Regions from separate parts of the Homo sapiens genome. Here region 1 is linked to region 2. Evidence: chromatin contacts called from ENCODE Hi-C or POLR2A ChIA-PET data. All regions are on one chromosome and are shown on one strand. Each heading gives the region's core, a stretch centred on a gene start or an enhancer-like site at or near the end of the contact. The rest is flanking DNA. Distances are from core to core; before and after follow the strand shown. Region 1 has its middle 20 kb from the start of RLF. Region 2 has its middle 24 kb from the start of MYCL.

What was found. A loop is a pair of places that touch in the nucleus more often than their neighbours do. ChIA-PET counts read pairs that join two places held with the same protein, here RNA polymerase II (POLR2A). Pooled maps may share reads with other maps.
Region 1: a map of CD4-positive, alpha-beta T cell shows a loop between it and region 2 (2.8-fold over the local background). The contact joins two enhancer-like sites. A Hi-C loop is called at or near these places in 2 of 168 maps with a recorded cell type or tissue (CD4-positive, alpha-beta T cell and CD8-positive, alpha-beta T cell) and 1 of 50 pooled maps. POLR2A ChIA-PET finds 5 or more read pairs at or near these places in 1 of 52 experiments (activated T-cell).

Annotation. Positions count from the first base shown.
Region 1 is chr1:40,138,463-40,143,955 of GRCh38, reverse strand. No RefSeq gene overlaps it. Among named protein-coding and RNA genes, the nearest start is that of RLF, 20 kb to the left of the region's middle. Within about 2 kb of position 3,580, at least 4 of the 41 ENCODE cell types and tissues checked have a DNase peak (open chromatin) inside an H3K27ac peak, as active enhancers do.
Region 2 is chr1:39,923,426-39,928,705 of GRCh38, reverse strand. No RefSeq gene overlaps it. Among named protein-coding and RNA genes, the nearest start is that of MYCL, 24 kb to the right of the region's middle. Within about 2 kb of position 1,710, at least 6 of the 41 ENCODE cell types and tissues checked have a DNase peak (open chromatin) inside an H3K27ac peak, as active enhancers do.

The DNA.
Region 1 (5,493 bases), core at 2,331-4,830, 210 kb before region 2:
AGACAAAAAGTTAAGAGGTCTTGGAGAAGGCAGCTCAGACATTGACAAGGTCAGCAGTCCTCGAGCAGCAGTGGCAGTGGGAGTTTTAATGATTTCTGAGAATCAAGGAGGGGACTTGGTTTGCAAAGCCTGCCTTTGTTGCTACTTAAGCATGTGGTGGGTTATCCAGAGCTCGGAGATTTAGAATATTGCTAAAGGTGAAGTCCATTTGTGTTAACCATAGCTGAGGTCAGGGGTATTTCAGAGTCACATGTAAAATGGAGCATCCTTAATAATAAGTACCTGCCTTTCAGGGTTGTTGTGAGGATCAAATGAGAAAAGAGTCATGTAACATGCTAATATGGTACCTGATACATAACAATTGCTCAATAAATGACAACTGCTATTATTGTTGAAGGTAAGGCAGCCTCTCCACTTTCCTTTCTTACACTACATGCTAAATTTATTCTCTAATAATAAAGAGTCAGGAAAAAAATGGAGCAAAAATGTGATCAAATATGCACTTTCTTGTAGGCAGTCTTTTGCTTTTTTCGTTTTGTAATAAAATTATCCTATTAATAAATTAAATGTGTATAGTTAAATCTATTTAAAATCCATTCATAAATGGTAAAGTAATTATTATGTGGTTGCCAGTGGCCAGAGGTAGAAGTGAGGTAGAAATTGATGGATAAGGGGCAAATGGAATCTTTTGGGGGTGAAAGAAATGTTCTATATCTTTTTTTTTTTTTTTTGAGGCAGAGTCTCGCTCTGTCGCCCAGGCTGGAGTGCAGTGGCATGATCTCGGCTCACTGCAACCTCCACCTCCCAGGTTCAAGTGATTCTCCTGCGTTAGTCACTTGAGTAGCTGGCACACCACCATGCCCGGCTAATTTTTGTATTTTTAGTAGAGACGGGGTTTCACCATGTTGGCCAAGATGGTCTCAATCACCTGACCTCGTGATCCACCCACCTCGGCCTCCCAAAGTGCTGGGATTACAGGTGTGAGCCACCGCGCCCGGCCCATTTAATACATTTTAATTTAACTTGACTACTATCTGCAATAGCAATGGAAATGAATCAGTGGGGAAAGATAAGAGAGACAGAGAAAGAGCGTAAGAACCCATATTATAACTCTGACCTGGACACAGAGCTGGGCTCTTGGAATACAAACTGAAATAGAACTGGTTCCTGACCTCAAACAGCAGCTAACTGTCTTATGAGGAAGACACACACATAAACATATAATTTCTCCTTAAAAAATTAAATATTCTTGAATAATTAAAATATGTATTTGGTTTTGAAAAAATCTGTACAAATAATAGTAAAAATCAGTCTCCCTCCCACCCCTGTCTCTTGGTTGAAAGCAACCACTGAAAACAGTTTATTCTACAGCCATTCAGAGGCATTCTACTTACATACAAGCAGAATTTTTATATGGTATGTGTATTGTTAGCTTTGTGTATGGTAGCTTTACTGTCTCTGAGTTTTCCTCCTTTAAACAAACAAACAAACAAACAAACACTTAACATTCTACCCTGTAGATGAGTCCATAACAAAACCTATTAAACAGATGGTTTGCAATATAAGATGGTAAGAACAATGGGAAAGAAATGAAAAGAATGCTGTGGTGTGGAGACTACTGGCATCTAGCAAGGGAAAGCTTCCTGGAGGATTGATGAGGCTGCCTTATCTCTTTTATGAGTATTCCAAGATAAAAATACAAGAGCTAATTAGTAAACCAAATGCTCTAGTTGTATACTAAACTGTGTTGTCTACAACTCTGATTGTTGTTTGGAGGGGAGCAAAAACAGTTTGAGCAGGCCAGGGGTGGGGAAAAGTTATTGCACAGAAAGTGGGACTGTCGAGGTATGAGGTAATAGGTCTTGGTACAGGAAGCACTGGGAGCCCATTGTGTGCAGGGAGGTCTTTGGTTACAGACTTGAGTATAGTATTTCAGATGACCCAGGGACTGATTAGAAGGATTAAAGGATGCTTACTTGTAGTTCTTTTTTTTTTTTTTTTTTTTTTGAGACAGAATCTCGCTCTGTTGCCCAGGCTGGAATGCAGTGGCACAATCTCAGCTCACTGCAACCTCTACCTCCCGGGTTCAAGCAGTTCTTCCTGCCTCAGCCTCCCGAGTAGCTGGGGTTACAGGCACCTGCCACCACGCCCAGCTAATTTTTGTATTTTTAGTGGAGACAGGATTTCACCTTGTTGGCCAGGCTGGCCTCGAACTCCTGACCTCAGGTGATCTGCCCACCTCAGCCTCCTAAAGTGTTGGGATTACAGGCGTGAGCCACTGCGCCTGGCCACTTATTTGTAGTTCTAACTAGCATTGCCAGATTTAGCAAATAAAACCACAAGGCATCCAGTTAAGTTTGGAGTTACATAAACAATAAATAATTTTTAAATATAAGTATGTATGTCCCATATTCAACTTAACTGGTCATCCTGTATTTTATCTGGCAACCCTGTCTTTAACCCAACCATGTGAAAAAATCAAATTGACCACTCAACATCAGGCAGTTAAAAACAATGACGAAGTGGGCGTTTTTAATTGGAAGAATAGACAAACAAGAAAATGTGTAGGGCTGGGGCCAAGAGTTGTTTAAGTGAGTTTAGGGCTGGTGGAGCCTGGGCCAAGGAGACTCTGGTGATCTGGGCTGGCAGGTCTGGGGCTGAGGTAGTAGCTTACAAGGTCAGGACAACTAGGTTCAGAGCCAAATAAATGGTTCTCATGGTCAGGAATGGCAGGGTCATGGCAAAGCCTGCAGCTCAAGGTCAGGGTCAGTAAGAATGGGGCCAAGGAGATGGCCCATGTGGTCAGGAGATTGAGCAAATAAGAAAATATATTGAGAATAGTGAGAGCCAGGTTTCTTACTCTTGGAGACAATAAGTATGAAAAGGGGAAAGACTAGAACAAACCCTGTAATTAGAGTCAGAGGTGTGAGCCTATAGGGTGTGTGTGTGTGTGAATATTATATATGATATACAAAGAGAGACAGAAGAGTAGATGTGTGTGTTTATGATATGTATAGTGGCTTTTTGGTTTTTCAAAACACACTAATTTGTAGCATTTGCTGATTTCCACGGTGTAAATACTCCCAGCATGAAATAATACTAGTTTCACAGCCACCCGCAAAGTTCCTGAATATTTAACAAGCAGCTTTTGCAAGTCCATATGAGCCAACTCCACTACAGTACTTCGGAATGTACATCATACGTATGATTGTGTGTGTGTGTGTCCAGACATATTTTTCCTAGTTGATATCTTGTTTCCTTGTCCTACTGAAAGGACTTGCAAGACCGACACACCCATAGCAATGAGTGCACCTAGCATCTACATCTTGACTTCCAAGTATCATTCTTCACTAAAAAGAAACCAAAAGTTCTTAGAGAAATGGCTGATTTCATGACTAGGGCAGTGAAAAATCTTACTGGTTCAGGAAGAAAGGAAGTATTCAAAGAATGAGGATGTAGTAAGCTAAGTAATGGCCCCTGAAGCTCTAATCTCTGGAATCTGTAAATATTATCATATACAGAAAAAGGATCTTTAGAGATATGATCAAGGAACTTGAGATGGGGAGATTGTCTTGGATTATTCAAGTGGACTTTAAATGCAAACACAAGTATCCTTGTAAGAGAGAGGCAGAGAGAGATTACGCAAAAGGAGAAGGCAGGAGGCAGAGACTGGAGTGGTGCAGCCACAAGCCAAGTGCCAGCTGGAAGCTGGGAGAGGCAAGGAACGAATTCTCCCCTAGAGCCCAGAGGAAGCATGGCCGTGTTAATATTCCTGATTTGGGCCCAGTGAAGTTGATTTTGAATGTCTGGACTTCAGAACCATGAGAACTGCAGCTGTTTTAAGCCACCGAGTTTGTGGTACACTGTTACAGCAGGCATAGCAAACTAATACAGATGAGAAATGTCAAAAGAACACAGGAGCCAGTGTAAAGAGGCTCCCACTGGCCAAATCAGGGACAATCTAGTCATCAAAGTAAATTATGATTGTAAGGAATTATAACTTATTGAATAAATTGGGAATCCTTAAGCCCACACTAATATAAATAAAAAATTAATTAAAAAGGATACAGGAGACCAGGTCCAGTGGCTCATGCCTGTAATCACAGCACTTTGGGAGGCTGAGGCAGGCAGATCACTTAAGGTCAGGAGTTTGAGACCAGCCTGGCCAGCATGGTGAAATCCCATTTCTACTAAAATTACAAAAATTAGCTGGGTGTGGCAGCGTGCACCTGTAGTCGCAGCTACTCAGGAGACTGAGGCATGAGAATCTTTTGAATCTGGATGGCGGAGGTTGTAGTGAGCCAAGATCTCGCCACTACACTGCAGCCTGGGCAACAGAGCAAGACTTGGTCTCAAAAAAAAAAAAAAAAAAAAAAGAGGATACGGGAAAGGAAATGATACTTTACTATAGAATTCAAGTAATAAATGTAGAAGAAACAATGGACATAGGAAAATCTCTATTTGGTGGCCATTATAGTAATAATCCAGGCAAGAATCATTAATGGATGCTAAAACTACTAGGTGTAAATTCGTGTATATTTATGTGTGTGTGTGTGTGTGTGTGTGTGTGTGTGTGTGTGTGTATATATATATGGAAAGAGAGAGAGAGAAATAAAGAGATAAGGAGGCAAATATGATAAAATGCCTCTGGTGGAGATTCTTCAGGATTCTCTGTACTAATCTTGCAAATCTTTTCTAAGTGTGAAATTATTCAAAACCATTTTTTAATTGTGGCAAAATATACATAAAATAAAATTTACCAACCTGTCCGTTTTTAAGCATATAGTTCAATAGTGTTAAGTACATCTGCATTGTTGTGCAACCAATCTCCAAAACTCTTATCTTGCAATCTAAAACTCTATACCCATTAAACAACTCCCCATTTCCCTTCTCCCCAGCCCCTAACAACCACTATTCAACTTTCTGTCTATAAATTTGACTACTAAGTACCTGATATAGGTGGAATCATACAGTATTTGTCTTTTTGTGACTGGCTTAGCGTAATGTTGTCAAGGTGCTACATCCATGGTATAGCATATGTCAGGATTTCCTTCCTTTTTAAGGTGGAATAATATTCCATTGTATGGATATATCCTATTTTGCTTATCCATTCATCTGTTGATGGACATTTGGGTTGCTTCCATGTTTCAGCTATTGTGAATAATGCTGCTCTGAACATGGGTGTACAAATAACTCTTCAAGACCTTGCCTTCAATTCTTTTGGATATATACCCAGAAGTATCAGTGCTGGATCATATGAAAATTTTATGTTTAATTTTTTGAGGAACTGCCATACTGTTTTCCATAGCAGCTGCACCATTTTTCTCTCTTTTCTTTTCTTTTCTTTCTTTTTTTTTTTTTTTTTTTTTGAGACAGAGTTTTGCTCTTGTTGCCCAGGCTGGAGTACAATGGCGTGATGCTGGCTCACTGCAACCTCCGCCTCCCGGGTTCAAGTGATTCTCCTGCCTCAGCCTCCCGAGTAGCTGGGATTAC
Region 2 (5,280 bases), core at 461-2,960:
CTTATTGGCACCAGGGACTGGTGTCATGGAAAACAATTTTTCCACAGACTGGGGTGCGGGAGGATGGTTTCAGGATGAAACTGTTCCACCTCAGATCATCAAGCATTAGTTCGATTCTCATAAGGACCGTGCAGCCTAGATCCCTTGCAAGTGCAGTTCACAATAGGGGTCGCGATCCTATGAGAATCTAACGCAGCCACTGCTCTGACAGGAGGCAGAGCTCGGGTGGTAATGCTCGCTCACCCACCACTCACCTTCTGCTGTGCAGCCTGGTTCCTAACAGACCACAGACCGGTACCAGTCTGCAGGCCAGGGGTTGAGGACCCCCGGCTTATACCACATACCCAGGTCCTCATCTATCTCCAGATATACAGTTATACAGTTATTCACACACAAAAGTCACACACACTACACATATGCTACATGTAGATACATGTACCCACATCACTACCCACATCACACATAGAGACACCCACCCTGACACCCACATTACATACAGACATCTACACACTACACACATGATAGTCTAACATGCTTCCACTCATGACACACCATACCATATGTACACATCCCACACATACATCCATACCCAAACACTCACCTAACATTACACCCAGACCCCCATCAATATTGGTTCCTATGTTTGGGGGGCAAGGATCTCCAAGTTCTCATATTCATAGGAACCCTTGTCTTCAGAGCTTTGATGGGGCAGAGACTCAGCTGTGCAGTTAGAGGGGAGAAGGAAGCACTCCTACCTCCCCAACTCAAATACATATCCTCAGCCCACAGCAAAGAAGGGAGACCAACCTTTCCCCCACTACCTCATGGACCTATCTTTGCCCCTGACATTGAGGACATGGAGTTCTGGGCAGGAGATCCAGTGTGATGCCTCAGCCCTGCCCAAGATGCCCTAGGGACAACAGTCACAGCCAGCAGCCTGGAATCAAGGCTGGGCCAGGCCTACCAATGTCACAGTGGCAGGAAAAGCCCTTATGCAACAGGCACTGGGGAATGTACAGGGAACCCACAGGAGCTGACCCAACGGGCCGGGAAAACAGTAAAGAGGAAAGGCCCTCACGGTTATTGACATCTACTCTGTGCCAAGCACTGTACCCAGAGCTCCACAGCATTGTCTCCTGTCATTCTCATACCAAATATTATCCCATTTTATAAACAAGAGAACTGGAGTCCAAGGAAGTGCTCAAAGCCTCACAGACTGTAAATGGTAAGGTCTTACTTTGGACCAGGGACTACCTGTTCCTACAGCACTGGCCAGCACCCTAGAGTTGGGCTGGGATGCTGCAGCCAGGCGACCCCAGGGCAGGGGTAAGGATCCCTGGCTGGATGGGGCTCTGTTCTGGGCCTCTGCCTCCTTGCCTCCCCCTAAGTGGGGAGCACTGAGGCAGGAAACTTGAGCCCAGGCACTGGGCTCAGGAGAGAGGCAAACAGATGGGTTATAAGTTTGGTCCCAATGCCATAGGCTAAGCCCACATTAGTCCTGGATATTGAGCCAAAGCTGGTGCCAGGCTAGGGGCTGGAACTACAGCTTGAGGCAGGTCAGAGCTAGAATCGAAGTTGATGCTGAGCCAGGAGCCAAACCTGGAACTGCTGCTGCTGCTGGAACAGATCCAGATTAGGGCAAGGAGCCAGAGATGAAGGGGACGGGAGACAGAGGCTCAGGTGCCCCCTCCACACACTCTCAGAACTCCTCAGCATATCAGGTACCACGCCGGGCACAGAAGAAGGGACACACAGGAGCTCAAACTGCTCAGTAGGGGAGAGAGAGAGGAACGCAAAGAACTTTAATCCAAGGCACACCGAGCTCTGGCCAAAAGGCACTCCATGAAGCTGGGCTTTGAAGGGTGGCCAGAACTTCAGTCATCAGAGATGGGTGAGAGAGACTGTGGTGGGCAGGGTCGGTGATGGGAACGAAGGCCCAGAGGCAAGAAGGCCCAGCCCAGGGCCTGTTCCCAGGAGGGAGAGTCAGCATTCTGTTTGGTGAGAGTGCACAGCAGGCCAGCAGAGCAGTCAGCATGAGGCTGCTGAGGTCAGTGACAAGAGCCCACAGAACCTGGTGACCTGTGCGGGAAGTTGAACTTTAGCCAGAGAACAATGGGATATCATTAGCAGGCACTAAGAAGGTCAGACTTGTGTTTTAGAAGGGCCCTCTGGCTGCTGATGTGGAGGAGAGATGGGGCAGGGTGGAGGTGGGAGAACTGGCAGGCAGGGAGACCAAGGAGGAAGCTGACGTCATAGCCAGGGCAGGAGACCATGAAGCACAAGCTGGGCGAGTGAGCCAGGGGTAGAGGGAAGGGGACAGACGCAAGATCTGTAGAAGGGGAGGGCTGACAGGACTTGGTGATGATTTGGAGGATGAGTGTGAGAGAGGGTGAAGGCTAGAAAGACATCCAGGTGTCAGGGAGGCAAGAGGCCGTTGCAGAAGTGGGGCCACCCCAGGGAAAACCAGAGACACAGAGCCTGAACTCCAGGCTTGTCCTCCCAACTATGCCTGTCACCAGCTGTGAATCCTTGGCTTGGGACTTGTGCTCTCTGAGCCTCAGTTTTCTCTTCTGTAGAATGGGGGAAATTGTATTAGCTTCCTAGGTTTTTCATGAGGATTAGACAGAACATGTATGAGAGTGTCTGGCATATAGTGAAAGTCAATGCATGCTGCATGTGCAGCCCTACTCAGCCCAGATCTCCAGCTCCCAAGCAAGATGCTGGCTTCTGTCAATGATGATCTCCATGCGTCATGGCCACAAGGAGTGGAGCTCACTACCCTGGCCTGCAGCCAGCCTGATGTCTCACTGGGGGCAGTCTGAGGAGCTAGTATGGCAGCCCTGGGTACATCTGGCCTCCCAACTTCCCCACAGCTGAGAAGAATGTCCTGGGTGTCCTGTTTGCTCACTCTCTAACCAGTGGGGCCCAGTTGGGGCCTTCTTCTCAGCTTCCCTTCTCAGCAGTGTCCCAGAGGCCCACTAAGTGGCCCTGGAGAGCAGGAGGGAGCTGCTGAAGGGCACTTAGGTATCCTGAACTTGCCTAGAATCTTGTCCCACCTCACACTTTATCTGATGACAGCAGGCTCTGGTCAGAATCCCTCCTTCCCAACTGTTCCTCAGTCTGCCTCTGTAGTAAGGTTTTGGGAATAGGTCCAGCCCAGCAGGATGGAGGCTAAGGCCACCTGTGGGGCAGCTGGACCTGCAGTCTTTTGGGCTCCTCTCCTCCTCCTTTAACTTTCTTCCAATTCCTTAAAAACTTTTTTTTTTTTTTTGGAGACAGGGCCTCACTGTGACCTAAGCTGGAGTGCAGTGGTACCATCACAGCTCACTGCAGCCTCAGCTCAGGTGATCCGCCTGGGCTCAGGTGATCTTCCCACCTCAGCCTCCTGAGTAGCTGGGACTACAGGCGTGTGCCAGCACTCCCAGCTAATTTAGTTTGTATTTTTTGTAGAGACAGAATTTCACCATGTTGCCCAGGCTGGTCTTGAACTCCTGGACTCAAGCCATCCACCCACCTTGGCTCCCAAAGTGTTGCAATTACAGGCATGAGCCACTGTGCCCAGACCCCATAACCTCTTTTTTTTTTGAGACAGAGTTTCGCTCTCATTGCCTAGGCTGGAGTTTCACCATGTTGGCCAGGCTGGTGTTGAACTCCTGACTGCAGGTGATCCACCCACCTCAGCCTCCCAAAGTGCTGAGATTACAGCCCTGAGGCACCGCACCTGGCCACACATCTTTAATCCCTTAAATACAAATGGATCCTCACTGTGCATCCTAGGCCTCTGGCTCTTTGCAGACAGCTCAGTGAGGGTGATTTTACCACTCCCCAGAGCCTCTGTCTTACCAATGGTGAATCTTAAGCCCAGCTTCCTCTCCTGAGCACCAGAGCCCCAATATTCCACTGATCTCCTCATTGCTGACCCAGACTTGCAGACCCCACATAGCTAAAAGCAAGCCCATTCTCCTCCTCTGGATCCTCAGTTCAGTGAATGGCTCCTCCTTCCACCCATTCTCCCAGGCCAGAAACCCAAGAGTCAACCTTGTCTCCTCTCTCTCCTCCAGACCCCACATCCTATCAGTTCTTCCTTCTAAATACCTGTCCCCTGTCTGCCCCTTCTCTCCATCTCCACTCTACTTTCAGGTGAGATAAACACTTCTTCCACCCAGTTACTAACTTCTGCCCTCTAACCTCCAGTTATGCAAACCTAAAGGCCTACAAATCTTTTCCTTGGTTCAGGGGACTCAGATGGCATAACCAGCTCATTCTGACATGTTTGAGAAATCTTTCATTAGATGTCTCAGAGCCAGGTGTGGTGGCTCACGCCTGTAATCCCAGCAATTTGAGAGGCTGAGGTGGGAAGATTGCTTGAGCCCAGAAGTTCAAGACCAGCCTGGGTAACGTAGTAGATCCCTGTAGTTCCAGCTGTTCAGGAGGTTGAGGTGGGATGATCAGTTAGCCAGGGAGTTTGAGGCTGTAGTGAGCTATGATGGCACAGCTGCACTCCAGCCTGGGCAACAGAGCAAGACCTTGTTAAGAAGGAGAAGGAGAAGGAGATTATTTCCAGAAAGCAACATTTTAAAAATCAGGCAATCAAGAATCATAACTAAATAAGGCTGGGCTGGGTGGCTCACACATGTAATCACAACACTTTGAGAGGCCGAGGAGGGCAGATCACTTGAGTTCAGGAGTTTGAGACCCGCCTGGGCAACATGGTGAAACCCTGTCTCTACCAAAATACAAAAAATTAGCCAGGCGTAGTGGTGTGTGCTTGTGGTCCCAACTACTCAGGAGGCTGAGATGGGAGGATTGCCTGAGCCCGGGAAGCGGAGGTTTCAGTGAGCTGAGATCACACCACTGCACTCCAGCCTGGGTGACCCTGTCTCAAAAATAAAATTAATGAATGAGACCCTGTCTCAAAAATAAAATTAAATTTAAAAAAATCACAACTAAATAAAATATCCGCCTTTCAAAATAAACTTGCTTTTCAGACCCTTGTAACAGGGAAATTGTCTAAGAGTTTTTTATTGTACAACTAACACCACTTTGCAAGAGGCTACAAATAATATTTAAAATAATGTATTACATTATTTTAAAAAGCCCCTTGCCCCCAGCATAACACTCTTTTTTTTTTTTTTTTTGAGACGGAGTCTCACTTTGTTGTCCAGGCTGGAGTGCAGTGGGGTGATCTCAGCTCACTGCAACATCTGCCTCCCGACTTCAAGCAATTCCCCTGCCTCAGCCTCCCGAGTAGCTGGGATTACAGGTGTGCACCACCACTCC